Regions from separate parts of the Homo sapiens genome. Here region 1 is linked to region 2. Evidence: read pairs that join two places in POLR2A ChIA-PET (ENCODE). Cell type or tissue: CD4-positive, alpha-beta T cell. All regions are shown on one strand.

Region 1 (5,000 bases), 54 kb before region 2:
CCAGGTCCATCCGGGCTTTCCCCTTCCGTGGATGCTCTGTTTACCTCGGCACCTGGAAAGACAGAGCACGCTGGACCACCATGGCTTTAACAACAAGGTGACGTCGCTTTTCAGACATGCAGCTGGAGTAGGAGAGAAGAGGATCCAGACTCATGAGCACGGCACTTTCTCATCCCACAAAGGCTTCACTCTGAGAGGAGCAGCCCATGGGCCCCGTCCCACAGGCGGGGTGGCCAGGATAAGGCCCACAGCCCCTCTGGTGTCCACGTCCTTCCTGTAAGGTGAACCTGCCCTCCACACCTCCACACTCTAACGTGAACCCGCCCTCCACACCTCTACGCTCTAACGTGAACTCACCCTCCACACCTCCACACTCTAATGTGAACCCGCCCTCCACTCCTCCACGCTCTAAGGTGAACCCGCCCTCCACACCTCCACGCTCTAAGGTGAACCCGCCCTCCACACCTCCACGCTCTAAGGTGAACCCCCCCTCCACACCTCCACACTCTAACGTGAACCCGCCCTCCACTCCTCCACGCTCTAAGGTGAACCCGCCCTCCACACCTCCACGCTCTAAGGTGAACCCGCCCTCCACACCTCCACACTCTAAGGTGAACCCGCCCTCCACACCTCCACACTCTAACGTGAACCCGCCCTCCACTCCTCCACGCTCTAAGGTGAACCCGCCCTCCACACCTCCACGCTCTAAGGTGAACCCGCCCTCCACTCCTCCACGCTCTAAGGTGAACCCGCACTCCACACCTCCACGCTCTAAGGTGAACCCACCCTCCACACCTCCACACTCTAACGTGAACCCGCCCTCCACTCCTCCACGCTCTAAGGTGAACTCACCCTCCACACCTCCACGCTCTAAGGTGAACCCCCCCCCCACACCTCCACACTCTAAGGTGAACTCACCCTCCACTCCTCCACGCTCTAAGGTGAACCCGCCCTCCACACCTCCACGCTCTAAGGTGAACCCACCCTCCACACCTCCACGCTCTAAGGTGAACCCGCCCTCCACTCCTCCACGCTCTAAGGTGAACCCGCACTCCACACCTCCACACTCTAACGTGAACCCGCCCTCCACTCCTCCACGCTCTAAGGTGAACTCACCCTCCACACCTCCACGCTCTAAGGTGAACCCCCCCCCCACACCTCCACACTCTAAGGTGAACTCACCCTCCACTCCTCCACGCTCTAAGGTGAACCCCCCCCCACACCTCCACACTCTAAGGTGAACTCACCCTCCACTCCTCCACGCTCTAAGGTGAACCCACCCTCCACACCTGTACGCTCTAACGTGAACCCGCCCTCCACACCTCCACGCTCTAAGGTGAACCCCCCCTCCACTCCTCCATGCTCTAAGGTGAACCCACCCTCCACTCCTCCATGCTCTAAGGTGAACTCGCCCTCCACACCTCTACACTATAAGGTGAACTCACCCTCCACACCTCCACACTCTTGGCTGTAGAATTTATGTAGTAACGACAGTAACATTTCCTCTTCTCTTTTTTGAGACGGAGTCTCATTCTGCTGCCCAGGCTGGAGTTCAGTCACACAAGCTCAGCTCACTGCAAGCTCCACTCACCAGATTCAAGCGATTCTCCTGCTTCAGCCTCCCCAGTAGCTGGGATTACAGGTGCCCACCACCACACCTGGCTAATTTTTGGTCTTTTTAGTAGAGATGGGGTTTCACCATGTTGGCCAGTCTGGTCTCAAACTCCTCCCCATTCACCAGCCTCGGCCTCCCACAGTGCTGGGATTACAGGCGTGAGCCACCGCACCCAGCCAATGTTTCCTTTCCATTTAAGTAAAACCAATAAGAAATCTTATGAAAGTCGCCAGTTTAAAACAAGCGAAAACCACAAACACTTAAAACACAGCTGACAATCTTTCTAGCAGGCACTGGTAACAGCAGTGTTAATCAGAGTCACAGCCTCACATTTACAAAGGCTGATTTTGGAGTCATTTCAAAGCCTCAGCTTATCCTCCAAGGCGAGGACCCTAAGGCGAAGAGGTGGATGATGTCATCACACCACCCGTGAAGCAGAGACAGCCCAGAACCGCGCTTCTGCTTGATGACAGCCTGCTGGGTAAAGGCCTGGGTTGGACCAGTGACAATTCTATACCCACGTGTTACCTCAGTTCACCCACTAAAATGATTATATACAAATTACCCACAACACAAACTAAAACATATTTCCTCATCAAATGGAACAAAGAAAGATTTCTTTCAATGAAGTGATTTTCAGTCTTTTCCCTGCCCCCTAACTGCTGACTGGTGGGTGGGCCAGTTCACAGTCAAAGAACCAAGACATGTGAGGGGGGAGGGAGGGTCCTCAGGGGGTTCTGGTCCTGGTTCCGGTGGCTCTGGAGGCCCGGCAACACCTCCGTGTCTCACAGGGGTCAGCATTCCTCGGATCCCACGTGCATGCAGGACAGCAAATTTGCTTTTTGCTCAAGCAAATTAAAAATGAGTTTCTTAGCCGGGCGCGGTGGCTCACGCCTGTAATCCCAGCACTTTGGGAAGCTGAGGCAGGTGGATCACGAGGTCAGGAGATCGAGACTATCCTGGCTAACACGGCGAAACCCCGTCTCTACTAAAAATACAAAGACTTAGCTGGGCGTGGTGGCGGGCGCCTATAGTCCCAGCTACTTGGGAGGCTGAGGCAGAAGAATGGCGTGAACCCTCGAAGTGGAGCTTGCAGTAAGCTGAGGTCGTGCCACTGCACTCCAGTCTGGGCAACAGAGCGAGACTCCGTCTCAAAAAAAGAAAAGGTTTCTTTCACTTGCAAATGTGAGTTCAAACTAACAGCAGATACTTACTGTCATGCCTCCCGAAAGAAAAACCAGAATAAAAGCAGGGGTGCCAGACAGGAAGCCAGACCACGGGCACCCGACCAACGCACTGAGACGCCTTTCATGCAAAGGACCCGTGAGCTCCACTGCTGGGAGAGGGGGAACCTTGCATTTCAGATAAAAGTTACTGGGTTAGGCCGGGCGCAGTGGCTCACACCTGTAATCCCAGCACTTTGGGAGGCCGAGGTGGAAGGATAACTCAAGGCCAGGAATTCAAGACCAGCCCGGGCAACAGCAAGACTGTTTATACAAAAAGTTTTTAAAATGAGCCAGGCAACAGGGCGCGGTGGCTCACGCCTGCAATCCCAGCACTTTGGGAGGCCAAGGTGGGGGGATCACCAGAGATTGGGAGTTCAAAACCAGCCTGATCAACATGGAAACTCCATCTCTACTAAAAATACAAAATTAGCTGGGCGTGGTGGCACATGCCTGTAATCCCAGCTACTCAGGAGGCTGAGGCAGAAGATCGCTTGAACCCGGGAGGCGGAGGTTGCCATGAGCCGAGATCGCACCATTGCACTACAGCCTGGACAACAACAGCAAAACTCCGTCTCAAAAAAAAAAAAATCAGCTAGGCGTGCTGACACGCATCGATAGTCACCGCTACCCCAGAGACCAAGGCAGGAGGATCACTTAAGCCCAGGAGTTCATGGCTGCCGTGAGCTATGATTACACCACTGCACTTCAGCCTGCTCAATGGAGCAACACCCTGACTCTAAAAACAGTAATAAAATGTTTAAAATAGAAAAAGGGGCGGAGGCTGAGATTAACCCAGCGTCTTGCTCGAGGGCACATTGCTCCTGAGCAGCAGATCTAAGAGCAGGTTCCACGGCCGCGGGTCTCAGAACTCTTGATCTTGGGCCTCTAAGTTGTTATCTGCCTCACCTGATGCTTATGTAGCAAGGACCAGCAAAGCCATCCTAAGCGCCTGAGTATCATTTTACAGGAATTAGACTGTGACTTCTGCTAGTAAATTAGCACATCTGTAGTCTACAGTTTTAAAGCACTGAACCTCCTGGCCAGGAAGAGGCATGAGAACTGAGTGAATAACTAAGTCACCCTTTCCCTCTGACACGTGAATAACCCAGGGGGCTAACATAACACTGTGCTCCGTAATCCTTAGATCTCTACGGGACGACTTCTGAATTCTAGCTATTACAAATTCAGCAACTGACCAATCAAAAAGGCAGAATTCGGCCAGGCACAGTGGCTCACTCCTGTAATCCCAGCACTTTTTGGGGCTGAGGTGGGTGGATCATTTGAGATCAGGAGTTCGAGACCAGCCTGGCCAACATGGTGAAACCCCGTCTCTACTAAAAATACAAAAAATAGCTGGGTGTGGTGGCAGGTGCCTGTAGTCCCAGCTACTCGGGAGGCTGAAGCAGGAGAATCGCTTGAACCCAGGAGGCAGAGGTTGCAGTGAGCTGAGATGGTGCCACTGCACTCCAGCCTGGGCGACAGAACAGGACACCGTCTCAAAAAAAAAAAAAAAAAAAAAAAATGGCTGGGCGCAGTGGCTCACGCCTGTAATCTCAGCACTTTGGGATGCCAAGGTGGGCGGATCACCTGAGGTTGGGAGTTCGTGGCCAGCCTGACCAACATGGAGAAACCTCATCTCTACTAAAAATACAAAAAATAGCTGGGCGTGGTAGCGCATGCCTGTAATCCCAGCTACTCGGGAGGCTGAGGCAGAAGAATTGCTTGAACCCGGGAAGTGGAGGTTGCAGTGAAACGAGATCTCGCCATTGCACTCCAGCCCGGGCACCCAGAGCAAAACTCCACGTCGAAAAAAAAAAAAGGTAGAATTTTAGGCAGGGAACATGATAAAGACCCATAGATCCCTTCAGGGAAACACTGCTGCTGCCCCACACGTTTAATGGAGTTCTGTTTAGCAGGAATGTGCCTGATCTAAAGGTGGCATCATTCAGTTACTAAAACATACTTTGGGCCGGGCACAGTGGCTCACACCTGTAATCCCAGCACTTTGAGGCTGAGGCTGAGGCGGGCGGATCACGAAGTCAGGAGATCGAGACCATCTTGGCTAACACGGTGAAACCCCGTCTCTACTAAAAATACAAAAAATTAGCCGGGCGCGGTGGCGGGCGCCTGTAATCCCAGCTACTCAGGAGGCTGGGGCA
Region 2 (5,000 bases):
TTTGTTGATTATTTTGACTCATCAGCTAATAACAAATTCATCAGTTTAAGAGATTTCAAAACAAGTAATCTAAAACATCTCTACCAACACAAAAGAAATAAGCCTCGGGAAAAAATGGCATCAGGAGGCAGAAGAAGGTGAAGAATCTATGCCTCACTTATAATTTCAAACTACACAAAGGAGCAGATACAAGATCCTTCCGTGTGGCCAGGGGCTGGTTAAGTTTATGCTGAAGATGCCTAAGACATATTTGCCCCATTCTCCCTCACCACTGTGGTCTTTAGGTATTTCAGGGGTGGCCAGGTGCAGTGGCTCTTGCCTGTAATCCCAGCACTCTGGGAGGCCGAGGCGGGCGGATTACCTGAGGTCCCAAGTTCGAGACCAGCCTGGCCAACACGGCGAAACCCTGTCTGTACTAAAAATACAAAAATTAGCCGGGTGTGGTGGTGTGCACCTGTAATCCCAGCTACCTGGAAGGCTGAGGCAGGAGAATCGCTTGAAACCAGGAGGTGGAGGTTGCAGTGAGCTGAGATCACGCCATTGCACTCCAGCCTCCGCAACAGAGCAGAGCGAGACTCTGTCTCTTATTTATTTAAAAAATTAAATAAATAAGTATTGGCCAGGTGCAGTGGCTCATGCCTGTAATCCCAGCACTTTGGGAGGTTGAGGTGGGTGGATCACCTGAGGTCGGGAGTTTGAGACCAGCCTGTCCAGCATGGCAAAACCCCGTCTCTACTAAAAATACAAAAATGAGCCGGGCGTGGTGGTGGGCACCTATAATCCCAGCTACTCAGGAGGCTGAGGCAGGAGAATTGCTTGAACCCGGCAGGTGGAGATTGCGGTGAGCTGAGATTGCGCCATTACACTTCAGCCTGGGCAACAAGAGCGAAACTCTATCTCAAAAAAAAAAAAGTATTTCAGGGGTGACCTTCGAAGGACTCCCATAACTTTCCTTGTCCTATACTGTTCTTCCACAAAACAAAAACGGGACTTCTGGAGCTGAAAAAACTTACTGGAATCCAGTCTAACCTTTGATGTTTCTTGTAAGGTCTCCAAAAGCAGAACCATCAATGGCCTCCAGACCCCTGGTCCTAGGTTTTATTCCCCATAACTCAAGTTCTTCTCCTGTAGAACCCAAACCATCCCCATCAGTTTCTCCTTGGCTGCCATTTTGGGATTGGCTGCTCATGGCCACAGTGGTATTCCTGAGGAATGGCTGGGCTCAGGCTGCAAAGTCGACACTCCCACTCAACAGACACTATTCACGGCAGGAACCCATGTGAGCAAGAAATGGGGTGTAGCCAGGAGGAACGTTCCTATGGGAAGGGATGTAGCCAGGAGGAACGTTCAGAGAGCGCCCTCACGTGCACCCCCGTGCGGGTCTGACCCCGGCAAGCCTTCCTCTCTCTTACTGTGTTCCGGTTCATTCTTCCTGTACACCAAGTAGATGACATCCCCAGTCTGTAAAGGGCATGTCTGCTTCTTAACAACCTTCAGCTTGTTAATCACTGTTCCACTGGTGCTGTAAAAAAACAAAAACACAATTTATTCTACTTAAAATAACTTGGAGTTACAAGATTTTTTTTCTAGCACCATTAGCAAGCAGCTCGATATGACCACTCTGGAAATACTCATAGGAACAGTGTAAATACGTAACGATGCACACATCCACGCACCCCTCACCATTCTCTCAAGAAATGGCTCGCCCACTTCTCCCTGACTGACAGCCTAACCAGCCACTACACCTCCTCACGTGCTTGGCAGCTCTGCTGCTGCAGGGCTGGGTTCTCTCCCCGTTTGCCTCCTAGTGGACCCGGAGGCCTCGTCTACAGTGTGGTGCTTCCACCTCCAGCCTCCCCTGAGCTGGACTTGTGCTATCCACAGTTCTGTTCCTTGCAGCCATCACAACCCCGGTGAACTCATGCCTCCAATGAGTACTGATCCCTCCCAAGAGACTGGCTCTGGGCAGAAGCGGACTAAATGCTGGGCCGTCAGCTGCAGGACATGGCCCTGCACTCAGAGCTTGTGGTCTGGCTGCCAAGCCCCTTGAGGTACTCTGCCCAGGGAGAGGCCAATGCAGATGCTGCTGACCCAGGGACAGACAGGAGGAGGCTAAGTTGATGGGGCAGGAAGTGCCTCCTGGGGACTTCTGAGCAGAGACCTGACAGCAAATCAGGTGTTGGTCAGGTGACCAAGATCCAAGAGCACAGCATACCCGACACACAAAACGGCAACCGGGCAAAACGACTGAAACCACACAGGCCTCAGCTCTGCAGCTTCACTCCCGAGGCCCCAGCAGTGGACAGAACTCACATCCGAGTGACCACCACGGTTTGCTGAGGGATGGGAGTGGCAAACGATTTCCATAAACAGAGGGTAAACAGTGTAGGTTTTGTGGTCACCATTGCCACTACTCAGCTCTGCCGTCTGTAGCAGGAAAGCAAATGCAGACAGTAAGCAAATGAACTGCCACAGCCGTCTCCCCGTAAAACCTCCGAAACCAGGCAGTGGCTGTGTGTGTCTGAGTTCTGCTGTTACAACACAAAGCTGACCCTGGAAGATGCGGTTTTGAGCTGTGCAGATGCACTTATACACGGGTTTTTTTCAATGAGAGGGAATGAATCCCACACATATGCTGGACTGACTTTCTGTGTCCTCCTGCTCCACAGGGCTGGCTACGGGGCTGGAGTGCACACGGACTTGGGTGCATGCAGGGGCGCTGGAGCTGGACTGACTTTCTGTGTCCTCCTGCTCCACAGGGCTGGCTACGGGGCTGGAGTGCACACGGACTTGGGTGCATGCAGGGGCGCTGGAGCTGGACTGACTTTCTGTGTCCTCCTGCTCCACAGGGCTGGCTACGGGGCTAGAGTGTGCACGGACTTGGGTGCATGCAGGGGGCTGGAGCCAATCCCCCCAGATGCCGAGGGGCGACTGCAGCCATCACTCATCCTCCTGTTCTTTCCAAACAAAAATCTGATTATTTCACTCCTCCGCTTACACCCCTTTGATGACTCCTCACTGCTCTCAGGCTAAAGCCCAAGCTCCCTTGTGTGACTTTGCCGCTCACCACACGCTCCGACCACACAGCCCTGCTTATGCTCAGGGGCCCCTACACACGTGGTTCCTTCTGCCTGAGCACCCCTCCCCTCCAGCCCACCTCTGCCAAGGAACGTGGCACCTCTGGAACCTGGAAAAGGCAGAGAACAAATTCTCCCCTGGAGCCTCCAGAAGAAACCAGCCCTGTTCAGACCTGGATTTTAGCCCCATCAGACCCATATCGGACTCTGGACCTCCATAACTATAGTAAGACAGCAAATTTGTGTTTTTTAAATCCATTAAGCTTGTGGTAAATTACAATAGCCATAAGAAAGTACCACCACCATGCAGTCAGCACAGGGATGCCATGCCCTGAAGCAGGCGGGACGGCCCAGGACCAGCACCCAGCGTGGGGAAGCCAGGCCCTGGAACAGGCAGGGAGGCCCAGGACCAGCATTCAGCGCAAGGAAGCCAGGCCCTGGAACAGGTAGAAAGGCCCAGGACCAGCACCCAGCGCGGGGAAGCCAGGTCCTGATGTAGGCGGGAAGGCCCAGGACCAGCACCCAGCACAGGGAAACCAGGCCCTGGAACAGGTGGGAAGGCCCAGGACCAGCACCCAGCGCGGGGAAGCCAGGCCCCGGAACAGGCGGGACTGCCCAGGACCAGCACCCAGCGTGGGAAAGCCAGGCCCCAGAACAGGCGGGACTGCCCAGGACCAGCACCCAGCGCGGGGAAGCCAGGCCCCGGAACAGGCGGGACTGCCCGGGACCAGCACCCAGCGCGAGGAAGCCAGGCCCCGGAACAGGCAGGAAGGCCCGGGACCAGCACCCAGCGCGGGGAAGCCAGGCCCTGGAACAGGCGGGACTACCCAGGACCAGCACCCAGCGTGGGGAAGCCAGGCCCTGGAACAGGCGGGACTGCCCAGGACCAGCACCCAGTGCAGGGAACCCAGGCCCTGGAACAGGCGGGACTGCCCAGGACCAGCACCCAGCGCGGGGAAGCCAGGCCCTGATGTAGGCGGGAAAGCCCAGGACCAGCACCCAGCACGGGGAAGCCAGGCCCTGATGTAGGCGGGAAAGCCCAGGACCAGCACCCAGCGTGGAGAAGCCAGGCCCTGATGTAGGCAGGAAAGCCCAGGACCAGCACCCAGCATGGGGAAGCCAGGCCCTGAAGCAGGCGGGACAGCTAGGGACCAGCACCCTGCCTTTCCCATTGTGCCAAGAAATAGAGAACTTAATCTGATATCTATTAGACTAGGAAACGGAGCATCAGTTCTTCCTATTAAAACCTACTTCCTAGTCTTCTATCCCTGAAACTATCAGTTACCAAAGAATCTCACAGAGCCTGATCTTTACCAAACAAAAAAAATCCTGCAGTGAGAACAGCACACTCTCAACATACTGCTAGAAGACCACCTGCCACTTGCAGCAGATTTAAAAGACGCACATTCTGGCCGGGTGTGGGGGCTCACACTTGCAATCCCAGCACTTGGGGAGGCTGAGGCAGGTGGATCACCTGAGGCCAGGAGTTCAAGTCCAGCCTGGCTAGCATTGTGAAACCCCATCTGAGCTAGGCGTGGCGGCGGGCACCTGTAATCCCAGCTACTCGGGAGGCTGAGGCAGGAGAATCGCTTGAACCCGGGTGGCGGAGGTTGCAGTGAGCCGAGATCGCACCAACAGCACTTCAGCCTGAGCCACAGAGCGAGACTCCGTCTCAAAAAAGAGAAAAAAAGGAATAGGCACATTCTGAGTAACACTGACACAGACTTCCCTTCCGAGAAATCATCCCAAGAAAACAGACATGAAGGCAGAGTTTGGGAAAGAGTCACTGCAGTGTTATTTATAGTAAGAAAAAGTCAAAACAATAAATGTCCACCAATAAGGGAAGTGACAAAGAAACTATCCTAAGATAATGAAAAGATGAGCTGGATGTAGATGCAGTGACATGTGAAGCGCTCCATAAAA

What was found. Peaks named below come from ENCODE experiments on the same cell type or tissue, not always from the same donor. Only the 100,000 strongest peaks of a DNase experiment are listed, where the experiment ranks them.
Region 1: POLR2A ChIA-PET joins it to region 2 with 7 read pairs; 17 of 35 experiments call an interaction of 5 or more read pairs at or near these places.

Annotation. Positions count from the first base shown.
Region 1 is chr12:132,816,761-132,821,760 of GRCh38, forward strand. It overlaps GOLGA3 (golgin A3), which reads right to left. Exons shown (of 24, transcript NM_001389683.1): 3 at 1-52. Among named protein-coding and RNA genes, the nearest start is that of GOLGA3, 9.6 kb to the right of the region's middle. RefSeq lists an enhancer at 3,704-3,753. In CD4-positive, alpha-beta T cell, no CTCF peak of the experiment used is centred here; a DNase peak (open chromatin) is centred at 2,901.
Region 2 is chr12:132,870,873-132,875,872 of GRCh38, forward strand. It overlaps CHFR (checkpoint with forkhead and ring finger domains), which reads right to left. Exons shown (of 18, transcript NM_001161346.2): 4 at 1,413-1,522. Among named protein-coding and RNA genes, the nearest start is that of CHFR, 14 kb to the right of the region's middle. RefSeq lists enhancers at 1,619-2,316, 2,317-3,012, 3,013-3,708, 3,709-4,404. In CD4-positive, alpha-beta T cell, no CTCF peak of the experiment used is centred here; a DNase peak (open chromatin) is centred at 2,169; H3K4me3 peaks cover 378 bases; H3K27ac peaks cover 671 bases.